Regions from separate parts of the Mus musculus genome. Here region 1 is linked to region 2. Evidence: chromatin loops called from intact Hi-C (ENCODE). Cell type or tissue: left cerebral cortex. All regions are shown on one strand. Links, peaks and the distances in the headings refer to the core of each region. The heading gives the core; the rest is flanking DNA.

What was found. Peaks named below come from ENCODE experiments on the same cell type or tissue, not always from the same donor. Only the 100,000 strongest peaks of a DNase experiment are listed, where the experiment ranks them.
Region 1: it touches region 2 in a loop (9-fold over the local background); 11 of 42 quality-filtered maps call a loop at or near these places.

Annotation. Positions count from the first base shown.
Region 1 is chr3:93,302,925-93,308,584 of GRCm38, forward strand. No RefSeq gene overlaps it. Among named protein-coding and RNA genes, the nearest start is that of Hrnr, 14 kb to the right of the region's middle. In left cerebral cortex, for the core only: CTCF peaks have their summits at 2,834, 3,438 (motif pointing left) and 5,177 (motif pointing right); DNase peaks (open chromatin) are centred at 3,415 and 5,206.
Region 2 is chr3:93,127,725-93,133,384 of GRCm38, forward strand. It overlaps Gm35785 (a long non-coding RNA gene), which reads right to left and starts at 521. Exons shown (of 4, transcript XR_375840.1): 1 at 460-521. In left cerebral cortex, for the core only: a CTCF peak has its summit at 2,900 (motif pointing right); a DNase peak (open chromatin) is centred at 2,915.

The sequences.
Region 1 (5,660 bases), core at 485-5,484, 180 kb after region 2:
ACTTACTATATTATAACCCAATTTAAAACTATAGAAAGAAGATTGAAAGTAATGCTATTCATAGAAGCAGTGGGTTTTTAAACCAAATCTTCACTGCAGATATGTCTGTAAGAGTTAATAGTTAAGGAGGCTACAAAAGCCTCCCAAACAATGCAGGCTCTGATCAGTGCTTATGTTTACCCATCATAACTAGTTGATAAGACCTTATTGCTGAAGATACCATGTTTCAATTGCAAGATACAGAAAAATCAGGTCAATAAGTGCAATGCAGGAAACAGGTGAAGAAAAGGCATCAGTGGTTTCATCCAGCTGTGAACCCTATGAACTGTCAGATAGGATGTACCCACTGCTGCAATAGTGGCATGACTGTTATGGGAGCAAACCAACCACTCTCTGCTTAGATTTGAAACCCACTTCACAGAAGAAATCTACATCTGGCACAGAGGCCCAACCAACAACTCGTGCCTGGGAGCTCATAGGCACGAAGGATAACTATTAAAATTGTCATACCTTCAAATTGTATTCTAAATATCTGTGTTTATACTCATAGACAAATGCTACTCTCATCCTTAACTAGAGAAGTCACTCTCTGACTAAGTGAACAATTATAAATACAAAGACATATGTATCCCCACTGTGCTGGGGATAAGTCATTGAGGGCCCAGTCTTAAAGAAGAACTACCCCTCCTTACAGTCTCAGCAGAACAGATGTTCAGGAAGAAGTTAAGGAATAAGAGAAGGGCTATAAAATGCCATCTAGACACCACAGTCATTATGTTCATGAGCTCACACTTGTGGCTACTTACTATAGGTCTCTACATGACCAGCCCTGTAAGCAATCAATCATAAATGAACAAAGAGCTCATTCAGTCATACACTTACTCCTGAACTATTTGTTATTGATAGATTCTGGGACAAAGGAAGTATTTTTCTTCATTTGTAACTCCTCAGGTGACTCTACTTGGCTCGAATGGGTAGCTCCAAACCCATTGCCCTGGTCAAGTTCACAGAATAAAACAAACAAAAAAACAAACAAACCACAAGAATTTAAAAAAGATTCACAAGAAAGAGAATGTAGACAGGTATAAGAAAGGATTAAAAGGGAGTAGAGGGGTAATGATAATTATGGGGAATTACAGGCTGGTATCCAGTTGAGCTGAGGTCTGAACCCCGATGGTCATAATTCACCTACATGACATGGTAGGCGTTCCCTCATGCTCCTGGAACTCTGGTCCCTGCCTAAAGTACCACCTCCCACAGCCCCCACAAGAGAAGCATGGTCAGCAGTCATGTAAGCAATGGCCCAAGTTTCTGACCTTCAGGCTAAACTCCTCCCCAGTTACCTAGCAACAGTAAAGACCATAAAAAGGGGTGCTCAGTCCCCACCACACTCTCTTACTCCTCTGTTCCTTTACCTCTCACTTCTCTTTCCTCTTCCCTTTCTTTGCCTTTTCTCCTCTCCTCCTCTCTCTCTCTCTCTCTCTCTCTCTCTCTCTCTCTCCCTTCTTTCTCTTTCCCCTGCATTTCTATAATAAAGCTCTTAAACCATAGAGTATCTCTGTTCCATCAAGGCCTGCTGAACACTCTGGTCAGTGTTGGGAACTTCTTCCCCTATTCCCTCTCTCTTGCAACCCTGGGGCTTTAGCAAGGTAGCTCCGGGGTGGGGGGTGGGGTGGGGTTCCAAGCAGGGCTGCCCCTTGGCCACCCCCTGAAGATTGGGATAGAGGAATGCCCACCCAGGGATAAGTGGATAGGGTAGGTAGCAGCCCTCCCATGCCTGACTGACCAGAGAATAGGGAAACTCTGGTGGGGCGTGGGCCTCTTTTCCCTTCCCCCGCTCCCCCCAGGCACCCCCCCAGGCTCTCCCTTTTATTTTGTTCCCAACAAATAATCACTATGCATTATATACATGAAAGTGTCAGAGAAATTAATTAATAAAAAATAAATTAGTAAAAAAGTTATATTTTAAATACCATACTCAAAAAGATGATAAAACAGGAGAATGATATTTAAATAGGATATTGGGAAGCCAAGAAAGATCTCAAAACAAAAAGACTAAAAGGATATGAGCATGCATCCTGGGTCACAGAAGCCATGATTGTTTGTGTCCTTTCTACCCGTGTCTGACTGCTGCAGTCTTTGCACCTCTGCCCCAGCTTCCCACACTGACTTTGGCCCTGATGCTCAGCACCACTCTGACCCTGGGGGAAACCAGAGGAGGCTGGGATGCTGCAGCTGGCCTTGGTACTCCTGTAGGTACCTGGAAGGATCACATATTTGTACTGGCAGTACCCTCTAAAATTAGAGAGAATTGAGGACCAAGTGCTGTACGTCTTAAAACTTGATGACAAGATTGGCCCAGAAAAACCTTCAGTAAATTTTCCTTCTCATGAAGGACATAGGCTTGAACAATTTGAACCAAGTAGAGATTATTATGGCCATGGAAGATGAATTTGTATTTGAAATTCCTGATAACGATGCAGAGAAGTTAATGTGTCCACAAGAAACTCTAGATTATGTTACAGGTAAGAAGGATGTATATGAATAAAGTATCAAAGCTTTCTTCCTCACCAACAGGACTCCAAGAACATGGGATGGTGTCATGTGCAATCTAGTATGAATTGTTTAAAAAAAAAAAAAAGAGGTGGATTTGTCCAACCCAGAACCTTGCACATGTTAGGAAGAACTATGCCACTTGGATATACCTGGTGCCCAAACAGGATGCCTTTTATTTTCTATTATTGTCATCACCTACCTCTTTAATATCCTTTCCCAAACTCCACAATGCCAATAGATATAAATATAAAACACAATTAGCAGCCTGAAGATTCTGTGTAATGACCATTAGCTCTGCAATCATATTTTCTCCACAAGGGGAGCCACTGGATCCACTATTCAAGACCTCGTATTAATAAACTTCAGTCTTCTCAGCTTATTTGCCTTGTAACAGGCTGTTTTTCACACTGTCAAAACTGCAATTCTGATGGGGGCTTAGTCTTTCTACATTGTCAGTTCATGTGTGTCCCTACTTCCAATTCCTTAACAAATAATGTGAGATAGCTAGCTTCCCTTTTAAACTATAAGCAATGGTGCATTCAAATATGTGGGGAGCAGGCTTGTTTCTTCATAAGTATCAGGAGCCTGGGGATATGCATCTTGAATTTTGTCTCTGTATATGTTCTGCAATCCTTGATGTTTGCTCTCATGTTTTGTTCCAATCGCATACAACTCTCCTGCAAAATGGCAACAATATGAACACAACATTCCATATAAGGTTTTGCTATGAAGGAAAGAAAAAGAAAGGGGCTAGAAAGACACCTTGGTAGTTAAGAGTGCTTGCTGCTCAGGCACAAAATGTTCATGTCCCAAAACCCACAATGGGAGTTCACAACCTCCTGTAACTTCAGCTTTAACTCCAGCACCCTCTTCTGGCCTACACCAGCATGTACACGCATGAGCACACAGGCATACACATACAAATAAGTAAAATCATTCAATTAACTTTTTTTAAAAGAAAGAGACAAGAATACTAGATAATTTGTTCAGATATTATATTTTATAAATCAAGTGAAAATCCTGCATAGACTTTTTTGTATACTACATTACATTTTATATATTACCTCATGTATGATATATTACCACATATACACATATATACAATATCTTTCATATACAGAGATAATAAAGACAGAGATAGTAAACTTCACATTTTCTACCCATACTGTTATTCCTAAACTCATACTTTAACATTTATCACTGCTAGACTTTCCCACTATTTTATTATAGCCTATAGTCTTCATATATTCTAAATCACATAATCAACAGATAAATTTTAGTAATCTAATAATGAACAAGACCTAGAAATCTGCCCATTGTAAGAGCAGAATCCTAAGAGTCTCCTGAAGAGCATCAGATAAATCATAAATTTTAAACAACATATATAGAATCACTAGAAAGAAAGAAAAAAAAACCCAAGAACTCTGGAGACAAAAGGAGGGCTCAGGAGAGAGAAGGAGAATGCAATAGAAGCTAATACTGATTTTAAAGCAAAACCATGGACTTATGTCCATGTTTTTTAAATGCTTCAAAGAGTATTTAATGTAAAATAGTTCCTTAAAAAAAAACATTCTTCAAAAGAAGAACCCATGGTTAAAAACAGCTAACTTGGCTTACACAGTGGTGAATGACAAGAGACCCTGTGTTAAAGTACATGGCATGAATAGACACTCAAGGCTGTCCTCTGACCTCCACATGTATGTCATGGCCCACATTTGCACTCTCTCTCTCTCTCTCTCTCTCTCTCTCTCTCTCTCTCTCTCTCTCACACACACACACACACACACACACACACACAGTTTTTAAAACTAAAATAAAACCAAAAACTCACTAACATTTGAGACTGTCCCATAAAAATAACAACCATAATTACACATAATATGTATAATGTGTACATGGATTTGAATGATATGCTAAGCACATAGATAAAATGTGAACAGTTGTTATAAGAAAAATTAGGAAGATACTACAAAGATTGAAAGATTTATTTGTTCATTCAGGCAATAAATATTGACAGGTATCTATTAGGACCTAATCTAAATTCTGAGATTACAGTATTTAGCAGACAAAAATCCCTGCTCCCACAGAGCTTACATAGTTTTTAGTGAGATGATGCTAAATTAATTTCAGATGAAAATAAAGTACTTAAAAAAATAAATGTGTCAAACTGTCTAAGTAGGAAATAATGTAGAAGGCAGCATTTGAACGTAATGTAGACCTCAAAGCAAAGTCATCTATGTAGAGCAAGATGAATAAAAAAAGAAAGTAAGAGCATAAGGTCCTGAGGAAATAACAAACAGGAACAGAAAAGACACTACATAATTCTGAGCTGAAAGGTCAATTTGTACAGTCTAGTGAGAAAGAGGAGAGGTACAAAATGAAATCAAAGTAAATGGATATCAAATCTCAAAGACAAATAGAAAATGGAGAAATGGGAAGTGTGTTATAAAAAAGAGCCACTGCTCTAATTTACATTTTAAAACTTCAGGCTGATGTTATTTATATACAGTAGATTTTGAAATGAAAAAGAAAGAGTAAAGAAGACTTTGTCAGGCTGCAGAGATGTCTCCAAGGTTAAGAAAACTGACTGCTCTTCCAGACACTCTGAGTTCAATTCCAGGCAACCACAAGGTGGCTCACAACTATCTGTAATTGGATCGGATGCCTTCCTCTGGTGTATCGGAAGACAGCCACAGTATACTCGTATATATAAAAATAAATAAATCTTTAAAAAAAAGAAAAAAGAAAAACTTTGTCATGGTGTATCTTGGATGATAATGACAAGGACTAATGGACTTGAAAGAAACTGGGGGTGGAGGGGCTGGAGAGATGGCTCAGTGATTAAGAGCACCGACTGCTCTTCTGAAGGTCCTGAGTTCAAATCCCAGCAACCACATGGTGGCTCACAACCATCCGTAATGAGATCTGACACCCTCTTCTGGTGCATCTGAAGACAGCTACAGTGTAGTTAAATATAATAATAAATAAATCTTTAAAAAAAAAGAAACTGGGGATATTTGAGGTGAAAGATAATAAATAGGACTTGCTAGTAGACTCTAAAAGTTGATGGGGAAAGGAATACAGGATAATGCCTAACTAATATC
Region 2 (5,660 bases), core at 189-5,188:
TCCATCCTTCCTTCTCTCCCTCCCTGCATTCTATCACTTATCTGTCATGAACTTGATGACTTACCATCCATCAGTCTCATCTCTCTGTTTATCCACTCACCCATCTCCCCTTCTTTGGATACCCCTTTACAAGAATTAGGGGGTCAAAATAATCTGAGCCTTCAGGGGGACTATTAATATCAAAGGCTAAGTTCCAGGTTCTTAAATGAGGCCAATGATGCAACAGAATTGATACCCAGAAGACGTGCTTCTCGTTGCTTCCCAGTCCCTGCAGGCAGTTCTAAATCTGGTTCAGTCACTGGGTGGCCTCCCAAAACCTATCTTAGGAACAATAGACCTCAATAATCAGGCCACCATTTGTCATCAAGGCACACCCATGTCATAGCAGCACTCTGCTGATTGGCTAAAACAAAATCTTCAAGGCACTCCAAGCATTTACCACCTAAATCTGTCACTTACCGGTGCTGTAGGTGGAGTGGGAAAGGCTGTGTAGTTTGACTTGTCAAGTTGCCAATAAAAACCAGTTTCTGTCGAGTGGTGAGATTTCATTACCCAAGCCTGGAACGTGACCCTCATCAAGTGCTTATTGAAGTTGCTGAGAACTCACCCCACGCCAGATCTTCTTACTTACATCAGATCATCACTGCTTAGGGTCATCCCTAGAGTGGGTCTCAAATGGAGTAATTGACCTGCACTGACACAGAGACTGTGATATTTTGAAAGAGGAAATTGAACCTCTAATGAATTTGTGCTCTGAGTGAGGTGTTAGGAATCCAGGGAAAAGCCCAACATCTATTGCCTTTGCAAAGCACAGAGTCTAGTGGAGACAACAGGCCTCGAAAAGGTGATGGGCTATCACAGCAGGAAGGTTTGGGACTTGTGAAAACAGCCTCATCTGACTTGAGAATCCCAGCGGTTTGGAAGAAGGCAAGCTGGAACTGGGCCTGGACAGCCCAATCAAACACACCTGAATCTTGCCAGACAAATCCAAACTAAGCATGGAGGAGGGAGGATTCCATGCTGCCAGGGCAGCTCACTGCTCACAGTGGGCCTTGAGGTGGCTGACACCACTTTCAGATTTGAAAATGTGAGCAATAGAAGACTCCTTATGTTTCTGGTTAAACACATTTTAATCCTTCATGCTGCCAGGTCATGGCTCCAACTTTTTCAATTTTCTTTCTCAAAACAGACTCTCGCTCCAGCTGATCCTGAACACACCCCTCCCAGCCACCCCCACACCTATTACACTCTGTGCTCTCATGCCACATTTTCTATGAAGCTTCTCTAGAGTGGCCGACTCCCCAAACCATCTCTGCTGTACTTTACATCTGACTCGATTGCCACCTATGGCAAGCTGCATTCCGGGTGGTTTGTAGATCCTGTGACCAGTAACCTGAATATTTGGACCCCCCCCCCAAGAGCTCTCAAGGGGCTTGGCACCCAGTAGGTCCTCAACAGCTAACTGCTGTGAGACTGGCGCTTCCAGAACTTATTCACACTCAGGTGACCCTGCAAGGCTCAGCATGTTGTCCCGGCAGGGAGCCAGTAGCTGACTTGGGAAAAACAAGTGATGTGGAATCTGGCAGTGTCCCAGCTATTCTTCCACGTAGCAGCAGCCACCTCCAATACACAGCATTTTCTAATGTTTACAGGAAACTTCTGAGCTCACCAAGCACCTGTCCACAACCAGGCACCCAACACGTAAGGGTTGAACACCCACTGTATGGAAGACACCAAAGCACCATGAACCTTTACTGGCTGGAAAAAGAAGCAGGGGTATCTTACTGATCACTAGGAATAATATACAGCTGCTTCATTTTAGTTCATTGGAAGTGCAATGTAATTCATATTATTCTCATTATATTTCCCTGACTTTCCTATAGTGGCTCTGTCTTATTCATGCAAGCAGACATTTAAAAAAAATAATGTTTTAAAACGAACTGAGTGGATGCACCAAAGATGAAGACATATAACAACTGTGATTTCTTGATCATCAATGGGATCTAATTCACTATATAGTCAGGCAGGTAGGAAGAAACAGTTGTGTGTCTCAGCTGTGAGCCTGGAGCAGAAGGCAGCTGTATCTACTCTTCCCGACCCAAACGTCAAGAGGCCACGGTCTCCCTGCAAAGTTGGGTGTGAGGAAAAGGCTGCTCTCTTCTCCTGCCTCCCTGAAATCCAACAGAGATGACCAGACCTGGGTTCTCCCAACATTGCCTGCTCCTAGGGTCCATCTACTCTCCAGTGCATGACTGATTTTGAGTTCTTCTTTCCAATGTTCGCCGAACACCTTGCTAACCATCCTCAGATCCTCTTCCTATCACAGCTGAGATCTGGTGTCAACTCTGACTAGGCTCAATGCAGGACATGCGGGAGCCTGTGTCCCTGGCAAGGCTCCATGCAAGCCCAGAAATACTGCACAGATGCATACAGGGTGTCCCATCTCTTACCCTTGCTAGACCTTAAGGACAGCCAGGCCTTGGTCTCAATCCTCCAGGCTTCATGCCTACTTCTGCCTTAGACTTTGATTGCTCAGTCCCAAACCTAAAGACTCCTCTCCAGGTTCTAACTCTTGTATTTAACAAGTAAATGACTTAGCCAATTCGTTTGAACTTTCCAAGAATAAGCCATATCTATAAAATGGGAAAAGCAATACTAACTAGGCAAATAGAGTAAGACTGTGTTAAAAAACAAAAAAACAAAAAACAACTGTGCTGAGTGATGATCAAATTATTGGCCTCTGGGCTCAAGATAACTTGTAGCTTTGCTCTGTCTTCACCACATGAAATGCATTTTCTCCTTAGTCCAGCCAGGTGAGCTAAAGTTTCTGCTGCTTTGAAGGCTTTCTTGGCATCCTCCACAGTGGCAGTGAGAGATTTTCTTGTTATACACAGAGCTGAACACTAGGTGGCAGCCAGGCCACGGGCCTTGCCAAAGAACGCTGCCTTCCTTCCACCTGACACAGAAGCAAGGTCTGAAGGCCTGTACTTCAGCTATCCTGGTGCTAGGCACGTCTCCTGTTCCATCCAACTTTACCCTTGTCTCTTCTGCCATAAAGAGACCTGTTGGTAAAGGAACCCAAGGGAAGCTTGCTGCTGGCAGACTCAGGCTGAAGCCTTGAGAGCAGGAGGAGGTTCAGGTTTGGTGTTCAGAGCGATCCTCTGGCTGTGAGGCCTTCTTTCACAGAACAAGGGGCTGCAGCAGATGCTGAGGCCTTGCTAGCAGCAGAGGGGTTTGCATAGTGTCCCCACAGACCAGAAGATTGCTTTGTCTGCTGTTCTAGAACTTCTATACAGATTGCCATCAAGAGGACTCTTAAAGTCCCAGGGAGCCCAGGCATGCTAGACTCAACACTTTCAGTAGTTTCCCTCAGATTACAAACAGAATTGTAGGTTTCCCTTTGGAATGATTCCTCCTATTTGTGACTCCTTTCACCACCTGCTTTCTTAGTCTCACTGACTGAAAAGTTGTTCTCTCTCTCTCTCTCTCTCTCTCTCTCTCTCTCTCTCTCTCTCCATGCCTTCCTACTTGCCCCTCAACCAAGTGCATTACAGTCTATCTTCTGAGTGCCCAAATCCCCCAGATCTGGAACCAGCTGTTATCTTACTACCAAGACCAGGGTCATGTTGGCTTGCACCTTGCTATACTCTTTGCTGCTGGTCACACCTGAACTCACCCCTTACTCTCTTCTTGATCTGTTCACTATGCACAGTCCATACCCAAATTTTTCAATGTTTTAGCTAGAGCTTCTACTGACAGCTATACACTCAGCTAGCGCCACCCCCCCCCCGCCCCCCGATCTTCTGCTGACTCGGCACATAGCACTTAACTCACCTGTCTGCCCTCTGCCCCATACACCTATTTTTGCTTCTTTGTTTTCTGCCTCAGCAAAAAACCTCATCAGGGAACCTGCAGTGGCCAAAGTTCAAAGCAGTGGAAGCCACATTGGCTCCTTCCTGCAAGACCCATGACCACTTCATAGCCACTTCCCAGTTATACAAAAAATCTTTCCCTCCAGGCCCCTACGCTGCACCAAGCCAGTCTAAGCCACAACATCTAAAATGGCTTTGATGCCCACTTCCTATTGACCTCTCCATACTGCGCCATCCTCCTAATAGACAATGTACTAAAATGCAAAGCTAAGTGGGTCTCTATGTTCAAAGTCTTTCTGTTTCCCATAGAGGGTATGAAAACACTGTTGTAATGCCCACAGTCTCTGACACATGGTTTGGCAAAATTCTCCTCCTCCTCAAACTCTCACCCACTGGAGGGGTTCACAGGCATCCAATCTCCTCACCTCTTCTTCACCTTCCATCCAACCTGTTTTCTCTTTTTTATTCATTGAGGTTCAGTTCAAGAACAATCAACTCTAGTCCTAGCTTTGAAGTGGGCTCCCATTCTCCATGTTTCCTTGATGGACCTTAATGGACCACCAGGTATAGTTGTGTGGTCATACAAACATAAATTACTATTACATAGACATAGACTCAAAAACTTTTCTTTTGGTCCCTTGAACAAAGTCCACCACCATACACAGAGAAGAGGTGAGATGGGTCATTTTTGGATGTGTAGCTGGGTGACAGAACATAGATGAGTTGCTCCAGAAAGTTACCTGTTCATATAGAGATGATCTGGAATTTTTTTCACCATATCCCAGAATGGATCACGAAATGCGGTGGAGACCCAGGACTTCTCCTTTTTTTTCTTTCTTTATTAATTAATTTATTTACTTTATACCTTTTATTTACTTTATAGCTTCCCTTTCCTCCCTCCTCTTCTCCCAGTCCTTCCTTCTCACCTATCCTCCTCCCATCCTCCTGTCTTCTCTTTCTCCTCAAAAAAGGGGAGGCCTTGCAATAGGACTAGACACATCTTCTCCTATAGTGGCTAGACAAGGCAGCCCAGATAGGGGAAGGAACCTGAAGGCAGAAAATAGATTCAGAGACAGTCCCTGCTCCTGCTGTTAGAAGTCCCATATAAGACTGGGCTGCAAAACTGTTACGTATGTGTAGAGGGCCTAGAACTGTACCATGCATGCTCTCTGTTTGGCAGATCCGTTTCTGTGGGCCCAGGTTAGTTGATTCTCTATGTCTTCATGCAGTGTCCTTGACCTCTCTGTCTACTTCAGTCCTCCCTGCAACTTCCACAGGATTCCTCAGACTCCACTTAATGTTTGGCTATAGGTTTCTTCATCTGTTTCCATCAGTTGTTCGGTGAAACCTCTCAGAGGACAGTTATGCTTGGTACCTGTCTGCAAGTAAAACAGAATATCATTAATAGTATCAGAGGTGGGCTCTCTCACGGCATGGGTCTTAAGCTGAGCCAGTCATTGGTAGACAATTTCCTCAATTTCTGCTCCACCTTTACCCTTGCACATCTTGTAGCAAGACAAATTGTGGGTCAAAGGTTTTCTGGCTGGGTTGGTATCCCAATCTCTCCTGGAAGTCTTTTCTTGTTACAGGAGATGACTGTTTCAGGTTCCATATTTGATTACGAGGACTAGTAACTAAGGTCACCCTCCTAGATTTCTGGGATTCTCCATTGTCCTAGGTTTCTAGCACATCTTAGAGATATCACACGCACAAACTCCACCCTTTCCCTACCCAGTTCCCTCCATCCATCCACCCCCAGTGTCTATTCTGTTTCTCCTTCTCAGTGAG